Regions from separate parts of the Homo sapiens genome. Here region 2 is linked to region 1. Evidence: chromatin loops called from intact Hi-C (ENCODE). Cell type or tissue: PC-9. All regions are shown on one strand.

Region 1 (5,000 bases):
CTTAAAACAAGAAACTCAGTAAGATTTGGTTTTTCAAATAAAATATTATGCCAAAGTCCAAAATTCAAACAAGAAATGGGTTGAGAAGCACTGAAGTGATGACTGGGACTGGATTCTCCCCTTTACTCCTAAATTCTTCCAATCTCTGCCCACACCATGACCAGCCCCACGAAGAAATCCAGGGTCTGCAAGGCACCAAGTGAAAAACCCACGCTCTGGTCAGCTCCCCAGTTACAGATGAGGAAAGGGCCTTTTCAAGAGAAAGGCTAACATGGCCTTCATTCACACTTGGAAAGAAGGACCTCTGCCTGAGTGTAAGCCCCTTTGTCACCAGTAGCATCGCCTTCCCTGGGACACTCTGATGTGCACACATTTGTACGGCTTGTCATGGAGGTGCCTAGCACCAGGCTCTCCCTCCTACCCTGTCCATCTCAGCCAGACACTGCCACCTCCTCCTCAGCCCACTCAAGGCACACACTTGGCTGGTCCTTGCTTTGCTCCTGGATACCAAGCCCCAGGCACCACCCGAGCTTGAGACCTTCCAAGACCAAGGCCCCTCTGAACATCCATCAAGTGGGGGACCCCGTGCCCTCCTCCCAAAGCCCAGTGGTACCCACCTTCACTCTCAGGAACAAGGCAGTGAGAATGACACCATAGATGAAGAGGATTCCATCCAGCAGGTAGCAGAGTTTGGGATCCAGCAGGCCAAAGCTCTGTGCCTCTGTGCCAAGAGATAAAGCTGGTCAGCCAGGCCCAAGGTGACGAGAACACATCCCCATTACCCCAGGGTGGCACTAGGACTGACTGACCAAATAAATCATGACACGGAGACTATATCCAATCCCCATGCCTCAGCCTGATCACAACCCTCTCCCTCCCTCCCACCTCAACCAGCTCCTGGAAAACCTATTGGCACCAACGGCAGATGTGGCCGCTGTGGGGCCAAAGAACCTGGGGCAATGGGAGGGGAGGTGGAAACAAGGCGAGCAGATGAGGCTGTTCTCTGTGCACAGAGCTCCTGCCACTGCAGCAGAAGCCCAGCCATGTTAGCCCCGGTGTGAACCAAGAACTCTGGAAGCCTCGGGAAGATGTTCACGTCTGGATGAATGGTACTCCTGGCCTGAGGTGTGTGGCTCTGAGGCCTACCCACAGGGAGACAATAGGTCAAATGATGGTCAAATGAGATCATTTCAATATCTGACAGTTAACTAGGACAGGGAGAATCTGGGTTAACTCTCCCCCAACTCCCTGCCTCCTCAGTGCCAAGCACTCTCCCGCCTAGGACAGTGGGATCTGGTGCTCGGCTTCCCTTCCCTGTTCCCTGAAGGGTTTCATGGCCAACAGACAGAGGTACCTTTGGTGCCCCTCCCCACCTAGGCCCAGCATCTCCCTGTCCCCTAGTCCCAGCTCCATGGCCTCAGCCTTCTCTGTCTCCCCTCCTCCCACTACACACACCCCATTCCCAGGACACGCCTTGCTCTTCCAGACTATTTGCCCTGTGCCTTGCACTCTCTGTTCCCTCTTCATGTTCCCTCCATTTCTCTCCCTGAAACCCTACTATTTGGTAACATTTGATGCATCCTACAAAATGCAGCTCAAAGATCCCTTCTGTGTTAGCTTCTCCCACTGCAAATTTCCCAGGGGCCCCTAACTCCTAGTGCCATATTAACCTTTGTCAAGCTGTAGTTAATGCACGTTTAGTTGGCACTGCCATTGGAGTACAATGGGCTGAAGAATGCAGATACACTAAATACTCTGGTTAAATAAAAGTTTGCATTTTTGGGCTGGGGGCGGTGGCTCACGCCTGTAATCCCAGCACTTTGGGAGGCTGACATGGGTGTATCACTTGAGGTCAGGAGTTCAAGTCCAGCCTGGCCAACGTGGTGAAACCCCATCTCTACTAAAAATACGAAAATTAGCTGGGCGTGGTGGCTGGCAGCTTTGATCACAGCCACTCTGGAGGCTGAGGCAGGAGAATCGCTGGAACCTGGGAGGCAGAGGTTGCAGTGAGCCGAGATCACGCCACTGCACTTCAGCCTGGCACACAGAGTGAGGCTCCGTCTCAAAAAAAAATTTAAAAAGTTAGTGTTTTTATTTGGAACATCATTGCACTGTGAATGAGGAGACTCAGATTTTAGTCTGACCATACTTCCTACTAGGTAAACGTGCAGCAACTCAACCTGTAAAACAGGGTGTGGTACCCATCTCACTCCACCCCTGCCTGGTAACTAGAGCAGAGGTCCCAGGCCAGCCCCGCTAGTGTCTGTCTCCCAAGGCCTGGGCGCCCTCTGGTGGCCTTTGGACCCAGATGAGGGCAGAGGGAGTGGAGGCCATATGTGGGAGTGCTGTCATTCTTTCTGGCTGTGTGATTTGGGGCAGGTTATGTATGCTCTGTCAGCTGCCTCTTCTGTTGAACAGGGTGAAAACTAACATTTCTTCAGACACTGCCTTAAATGTAATCATCGTCAGATCCTCCTGCCACCCACACTCGGACACTGAGGCACCGAGTATTCGGGTTCAGAGCACACGGTCACAGGCAGCCCAGGACTGATCCCTAGCAGTTCTCGCCCCCTTCCTGCCCCTGGGCCAGCCCTGCCTACCCCTCCATGCCAGCAACGTTTTGGCCTCCCTGACGAACTATGGAAGCAGATGATTCAAAGGCAGCCGCCAGTGTCCCCACCCCCACCACCCTGAATCCCTCTGTCCCCTGGCTTTTGACTCCAACCCTAATTCAGGACCCCTCTTGCCCCCAGGCAGCTGATCTCTACAAACCTCCCACAGACCCTGCCCAGAGACCATTGATGACCCAGCCACTCGGACGAGAGTCCAAGCTCTTTGTCCAGCCATGTTAGGGCTCTGCCATAACCAGTCCAGGCCTGAAAAGACCACAGCTTTGTGCCACCCTGTCCCTCTGCTCTTGTCTTTTCCCCCCATTCTTCCTTGAACACCCATATTTTTCTACCCCCTGGCCTGCTGAGCTAGATCTTTTTCTAGGCTTGCGTTCTACCCCTCCACTCAACACCTGTTGAAATCAGACTGTCCCACCACCTGAGCCCCTGAGGAAAAAGTGAGAGGATGTCGGTTCAAGAGCCTATATCCCCCAAAGCGCTCTACAAACCCAACTCCTCAGGACTCAGATGCCCCTCCATCTAGGCTGTCAGCACCTGAGACCAATGGCTGCATCTTCATTATTGCCTCTTCCTCCAGCCCCAGCATCAGAGTGCAGGGCACAGGGTAGACAATCACTCGATATCATGGAATTTTTCAGGGCTGAACTTCAGTGATGAGGAAGATGCTGGGCCCAGCCCCAGGTGTGCCTGCCCTCTGGCCCCAAGGTATTGCTGGAAGTCCTCACTGACCTAGGGACGATCTAAAGGCCTCTGGGGGACAAGCCAGCCCCCATGAAGGCCACCAAAGCTGGGGTGACTTTTTGCTGTGAGGACTGCAGAGGAGATAACCGTGGCGATTTATGGGACTGGTTGAGACTCAGAAGAAAATCCAGGAGAAAATCACTCAGCTGCTTGTCACAGAAAATTAGAACAGAAAAATTACTGGACAGTAAATTTAGCACAAATAAGAAATATTTCTTTGTGTTGTGCAGACTCAGCACAACACAAAGGGGCAGGGGGATTGGGCATGTCCCTGAGATAAATAATATGAACAAGTTTCCTTCCTTTCTTCCTTCCCTCCTTCCTTCTTCCTTTCTTTCTGCATAGTTTTATGACTGATGACAAGTGTGCTGTGTGTGGTTGGGTGGAGGAGAGGATATTAACCCCAACATAATTCCCTGTGTAGGACCCTCCTCTCCTCGGTCCCACTATACCTGTGCTGGGAGAGATGGGCCTGAGGAAGACAGTCATGGCCCAGAAAGCTCCATGCAGGGATGCAGGACCTGATTCAGTTACGCAATTAATTAAATATTCATTGGGCATCTGCTCTGTGCCGGGAACTATTGAAATGGAATGAACTCTGGATTGCGTGCAGGTGGGTTCGAGTACTTCTCTTGCCACTTACTAGCTGTGTGGTTTTGGACAAGTCACTTCCCTCTCTGGGCCTCAGTTACCTCATCTATTAAATGGAGGGTAATCATATCTACCTTAAGGGTTGTGATGAGAATCAAAAGACAATGATGTCTGATATTTGGGTCGAGTCTTCTGAGTCCCTGCCCTCATGGGGCTTAAGTCTTAGCTCTTGAGGCCGCACACAAGGTGTAGGAGCTTCCCTGGACAACAGACAGTTTTGCAGGATGCCAGCTCAAAGGCACCGCATCGCCACTCTCTACTTGGTCCTGGCTTCTTCCCTGTGCGCGCTCCTGTGGCTTCTTCGTATTTCTACCAATTCCATCCCAAAGGGACCAGCAGCTGCTTCCTAGGAGGTTTCAGGGTATTACATGGTAGCTACTTTTCTGTAAAAGTGGAGAAGCTGTTTTATTTAATGTTCCTGATCCCTACCCAAGAGTACAGCACCCAGGAGAACCTCAGCATCTGAAAGGAGCCCCAGAGACTAATAGAGCATTCTCACACAGACTCTCAATCCACCGCCCTCTCCCCTGAGGCTCTGACTTAAGTGGCCTGGAGTGGAACCTGGGCATGGGGACTTCACTGCATGGCCATGAATGGATTGAGATTCAGACCTGCATCATTACAGGGGCCACAGCATGTGAGAGGGAAGCCCTGCCTTCTGTAGAGATGCAGCCATACCCTACAACAAATGTAAATTTCTGTCAAACAGATGCAATAAAATTAAAGCTTTGGTCCTTCTTATACACTGTACTTCTGAACTGTGTATTATGGAACTTCTCTAAGCCTTCGTTTTCTCATCTGTAAAATGGGGATAACAACACTACCTGTCTCATTAGATGGTGGTGAGGGTTAAATACGATACTTTTTTTTTTTTTTAAGTGGAGTCTCACTCTGTTGCCCAGGCTGGAGTGCAATGGCATGACCTCAGCTCACTGCAACCTCTGCCTCCCAGGTTCAAGTGATTCTCCTGCCTCAGCC
Region 2 (5,000 bases), 250 kb after region 1:
TAATAGGTTCTTAGCCTGCATATTCTCCTATCTTTATTTATCTAATTGTAGCTGCAGGAGTGCCTTCTCCACACCTTATGCCAGCAACCCATGAACCTTCACTGTGGTCATAGTCTGTGCCAGAAATGGATTTGTATGTTCTGTCATCTCACCTGGGAGGCCAACCCCAAAATACAGCAAGCAAGCCAAAGACAATGTCATTCCCAAATTCCACTTCAACAACCTCTTTATTCTCCCCTTCTTTTTTGGGGACCAGCATCCTGACAATAGCCATTAGGTGCCCTATGTGAACTTGGGCAAGCATCTTAATGCCTACATTTTCTCATCTATAAAGTGAAACAGCTGAAATAGATCAATGGTTTTCAAGCCTTTTTGTCAACCTAAGGCTTATAAACAGAAGCCCACAAGATAAAGCAGAAACTCATCGCTGCCCCAGGCCAAGTGAGATGGGGGAGGGGAGGCCTGGAGCCCCAAATGCTCTCAGAATACTCTCTCCCCACTGACCAAGGGTCTTATTCTTGGATGAGAACCCCAAGGAGCACAGTTTAAAAACACTGAGGTTTTCCTTGGGTCTCTTCAAGTGCCAACAATATGATTCTGTGGCTTTATGGGGTCATCAGCCAGTGCTGTGACCAAACACATACCAACAACCTCTCTTTCCAGAGAATCAACTTCTCCTTGTAACCTTCAACCTCTGGGCTCAGTGTCTCCACTGCTATGCAATGGGTTGAGGTTATGGCCACTCAGAGCTTAATGTGAGACTGCCCCCTGATAGCCTGGGCTTGGCCCAGGAGAAGTCACCACACCATACCGAATCATTTTTCTTATTTGTGAAATTGAGGACAAAATCACTAACCAGATAGATCAGGGAGGCTGGCTAGGGAAGTTTTATCCCCTAGAGTAAAAGCAGAGGGAGTTAGGCTAGTGATTGGGTTAAACAGCTCCATCCTGGCAGCTCTGTGGAAATGCATTCACAGGTTTCACCCCATGGGGCACATCACCCAGAAGTTAAATGGCTTATAATGGCCAAGGGCTGGTTAAGTCCAAGGGCGGATTTTAGAAAATCCTGCCTGGAGTGACAGGCTGCTCGCACATTGAAAGGACACTACCTCCAGGGATCAATGACTTTTCGTGGCCTTGAAATTCACATAGAAGCAGGGCGTAGTGGCTCACGCCTGTAATCCCAGCACTTTGAGAGGCCGAGGTGGGCGGATCACGAGGTCAGGAGATTGAGACCATCCTGGCTAACACGGTGAAACCCCGTCTCTACTAAAAATACAAAAAATTAGCAGGCGTGGTGGCAGGCGCCTGTAGTCCCAGCTACTCGAGAGGCTTAGGCAGGAGAATGGCGTGAACCCCGGAGGCGGAGCTTGCAGTGAGCCTAGATCGCGCCACCGCACTCCAGCCTGGGTGACACAGCAAGACTCCGTCTCAAAAAAAAAAAAAAAAGAAAAGAAATTCACATAGAAATAAAATGAGCAGCCTGCTTTGTCTGGCAGGGCTAATTGGAGGCTGCTGTCCACATTTCTCCTTCCATACTCCTGTAGCTCAGCCTGCAGAGGCTCTAATGCTGGAAACCTTGGGGGCCTGCAGGGAGGGACCCGGTCAGGCTACCCCTCGGTTCCCAATGCACAGTGCCAGGAAGGGTCATTTCATCCCTGCCCCGCTATGCTTGCTCAGGTCTGAGACAGTGGGGTCAGCCCCCTGACAGCACCTGCTGACTGCAGGGCCCCTCCTGATGGCAGGGTGACCAAGAGTTACCCCTCTCTGGAAGAACCAGCTGAAGTTGGGTGTTTAATGCAGCCACAGATCCTGCCTCCTATACTCAGAAAAGGCTGAAAAGCATTCCCATCTGGAAATTAGTCCGTAGTTTCTAGACGTGGTAATAATGTCATGTAAATACAGCTATATATATACATATACAGGGATGGAAGGCTGGTTTTTCTCCACCGGATTGTTAGTCTCAGCCGCTTGCCTGAAGCCCCTTGTTAAACCGTAAGGGAAATGATGCCACCTGCTGTCATTTCCAGGAACTGCACTAGAGGCTATTTTGGATTCTTTCTGCTTTGCAATTCAAATCAATAGGGTTTTATGGAGCATCAGCTGGGTCCCCAGTACTATACTGTGTTTAAGGGGCAGGGTCCACTGAATTTCCACAGACTTCAGAAATCAGTGGTCAGCTGGGGAAGAGAAGAACTAATAATATTACATGAAGTGAGCTTTATCAGCAAAATTGTTGCTGCAGTTTCTAAAAGTTTCTCTGAAAACCCCAGCCCGTGTGAAATTTCCCTGTAAAGCACAGAAACCAAGGGCACTTCCATTGGGGCTGGAAGCTCTTTATACTCATCCTAGATAAAAAGCTCCTTGAAAGACTGCTATAGGAACATACCCGACAGTGAAGACACATGGAGGCAGAGGCAGCAGGAGTCCTTAGAATCATTTATTCCCGCCCAGCTGCATCTTGGTAGAGGAGGCTGAGGCCAAGGGCTTCGTCTGGCTCCTGCCAAAACTAGAATTAGAAGGAGTGGGGATCCTGTAAGTCCAGCCCATGCTCTCCCTTGGTGTTGGGCTGTAAAAAGATCACGAGGAGTTCAGTTGGGTGAGCCTCCCTCCTTCCATCACTAAAACACAATCATCTCACATTATAAATATCTCAGAATCTTCCTAAGAGATCAGTGTAGTTCTTCTTATTGTTCAGGAAAATTAGTACATGGGGTCAAGGAGCAGGTCATACACATTGGTCTCCACACTATGGGGAGATCCCTCCTCTGCCTTGGCCTCTGTCCAACCACATGGAAGTCATCCTCTTCCTTTTCTTCATCATCATCATCCTATCACTGTCACCATTCTCACATGTTTGTGGGGATTTTACGCAAAACACAGAGTTAATATTTTTACATGATATGGATCCCGAAGGCAGACAAGATTCCTGGCATTCATTCATCACAAAAATATCTACAACTAACAGAGAGTACGTATGATTATGTAACACATGCATCAGCCACGGACTGCTCCTGCCACCGAGACTGAATCATGCTCATCTTTGTATGACCCACACAATGTCTGGGACGTAGTAAATACTCAGTAAATGTTTACTTGGTTAAAAAGAATATTCAGGCTGGGCGTGGTGGCTCACGCCTGTAATCCCAGCACTTTGGGAGGTGGGTGGATCACCTGAGGTCAGGAGTTCGAGACCAACCTGGCCAACATGGTGAAACCCTGTCTCTACTAAAAATACAAAAACTAGCCAGGCATGGTGGTGCATGCCTGTAATTCCAGCTACTTGGGAGGCAGAGACAGGAGAATTGCTTGAACCCAGGAGGCGAAGGTTGCAGTGAGCCGAGATTGCGCCATTGCACTCCAGATTGAGGAACAAGCAGGACTCTGTCTCAAAAAAAAAAAAAAAAAGAAAAGAAAAGAAAAAGAATATTCAAATATTCAACATTTTGGAAAATCATAATTTATAAATCATGCCATCGATGGGATTTTCCAAAATATCACTGGGTCCAGGGAGGAATTCCAGTCATACCTCTGTCATCCTGGTCTGGTTTCTTGTTGTGTGTGTGACAAACAGGATGGTAATTTTTGCCCTTTGTCTTTGAAATCCCCCAAATTGTTGATTCACAGTGTTGAAGGTCATGAGGTGAAGATCTTGCTCAGATATAGTTTTCCTTCATAACAACAATGAAGTCACTCTTCCTGGGAGAGACCTTCTGTGTTAAGGATGTCGGCGCTGACTTCTCTAATTCTGATTTGAAGATCTTGCTGTGGTGGGATGAGGGAGGGAGGGGGAAAGTTCACGTCGCCCAGGCCCTAATGAAGTATGTGGGCTACTGAACTAATGAGAAAGTGGCAACACCAACTTCTCTTCTCCTTCTGCCTGTGGCTTTTGGGTTCCAACCAGAACCCCACTTTCCTCACCTTACTTATCTGGTTGTTTTGGTTGATTTGCTCCATAGAAATCACCACCCAATGCGAGCCACCCTCCTAAATTCAAGGTCAAGAGCTCGCCTCTGATTGAGAAGCTTCAGGTAAGTGCAGAATTCATTGTCTATTGCTACCTTTTATCTAACTCCACTTCTTATCCAAAATTTGCATGACTTTGAGGCTCATAGGGGTAGCCTATGTGTCACCTGCATAATTGGCCCCAATAATCAGCCAGTGATCAAATTGCAGTAAACGATAAGGATCTCACAGCCCTGCCTGAGGGAAAAGAACTAACATAAGGACCACATCAAGCACAAGCTCATGTATTTGACATTTAGTGGTGGGGGTTGATGGGTAACGGGATACCTCAAGAGTCTGTATGGGGCTGGGCTCACCCCTATAATCCCAGCACTTTGGGAGGCTGAGGCTGGAGGATCACGTGAGCCCAGGAGTTCAAGACCAGACTGGGCAACATAGTGAGACACTATCTCTACAAAAAATTTTAAAATTAGCCAGGCATGGTGATGTGCACCTGTAGTCCCAGCTACTCTGAAGACCGAGGTGAGAGGATCGCTTGGGCCCAGGAGGTTGAGACTGTATTGAGCTGAGGTCACTTCACTACACTCCAGCCTGAGTAACAGAGCAAGCTCCTGTCTTCAAAAACGAAAAGAAAAAAAAAGAGTCTTACGGGAAAGGACACCATAGTTGCCATAAACACTTTGAAATAGCCAACGCCTCTCTCCCAAGGCCTGAATGCAGCCACAAACCATTTCAGCCCTGCATAGGGCTGGTGTTCAGTTGCTGCACACTGCACCAGTCTGGACAAATTTGTTATTTGGGAAGTATCCTGTCCAACCTCTCCACCAGTAACCCTGTGTGCCCAGAGCCCTCACCTCCCGTGCCCAGGGCTGGCTGGCTCCCTGGGACTGTAATTAAGCAGAAGACACTGGTCCTGAACTCACAGTCTTGTGGAGACAGAGCTTTCACAGGTGATATAATAAAAGGAGCTGATGCCAGAGATCTCCACTGTGGGTCACTGCCCGGCTCCTGCTGCTCAAGACCAGGGTTTCTCA

Evidence for each region. Hi-C counts contacts between places; a loop is a spot of excess contacts. Peaks named below come from ENCODE experiments on the same cell type or tissue, not always from the same donor. Only the 100,000 strongest peaks of a DNase experiment are listed, where the experiment ranks them.
Region 2: it touches region 1 in a loop (6-fold over the local background); 8 of 110 quality-filtered maps call a loop at or near these places.

Annotation. Positions count from the first base shown.
Region 1 is chr1:167,440,047-167,445,046 of GRCh38, forward strand. It overlaps CD247 (CD247 molecule), which reads right to left. Exons shown (of 8, transcript NM_198053.3): 2 at 618-721. Among named protein-coding and RNA genes, the nearest start is that of CD247, 76 kb to the right of the region's middle. In PC-9, CTCF peaks have their summits at 2,269 (motif pointing left) and 2,470; a DNase peak (open chromatin) is centred at 2,235; H3K4me3 peaks cover 377 bases; H3K27ac peaks cover 647 bases.
Region 2 is chr1:167,686,090-167,691,089 of GRCh38, forward strand. RCSD1 (RCSD domain containing 1) reads left to right here. Exons shown (of 7, transcript NM_052862.4): 4 at 3,960-4,031. Among named protein-coding and RNA genes, the nearest start is that of TRP-CGG1-1, 26 kb to the right of the region's middle. RefSeq lists enhancers at 1,754-1,933, 3,161-4,360. In PC-9, CTCF peaks have their summits at 2,008 (motif pointing left) and 2,207; a DNase peak (open chromatin) is centred at 1,992.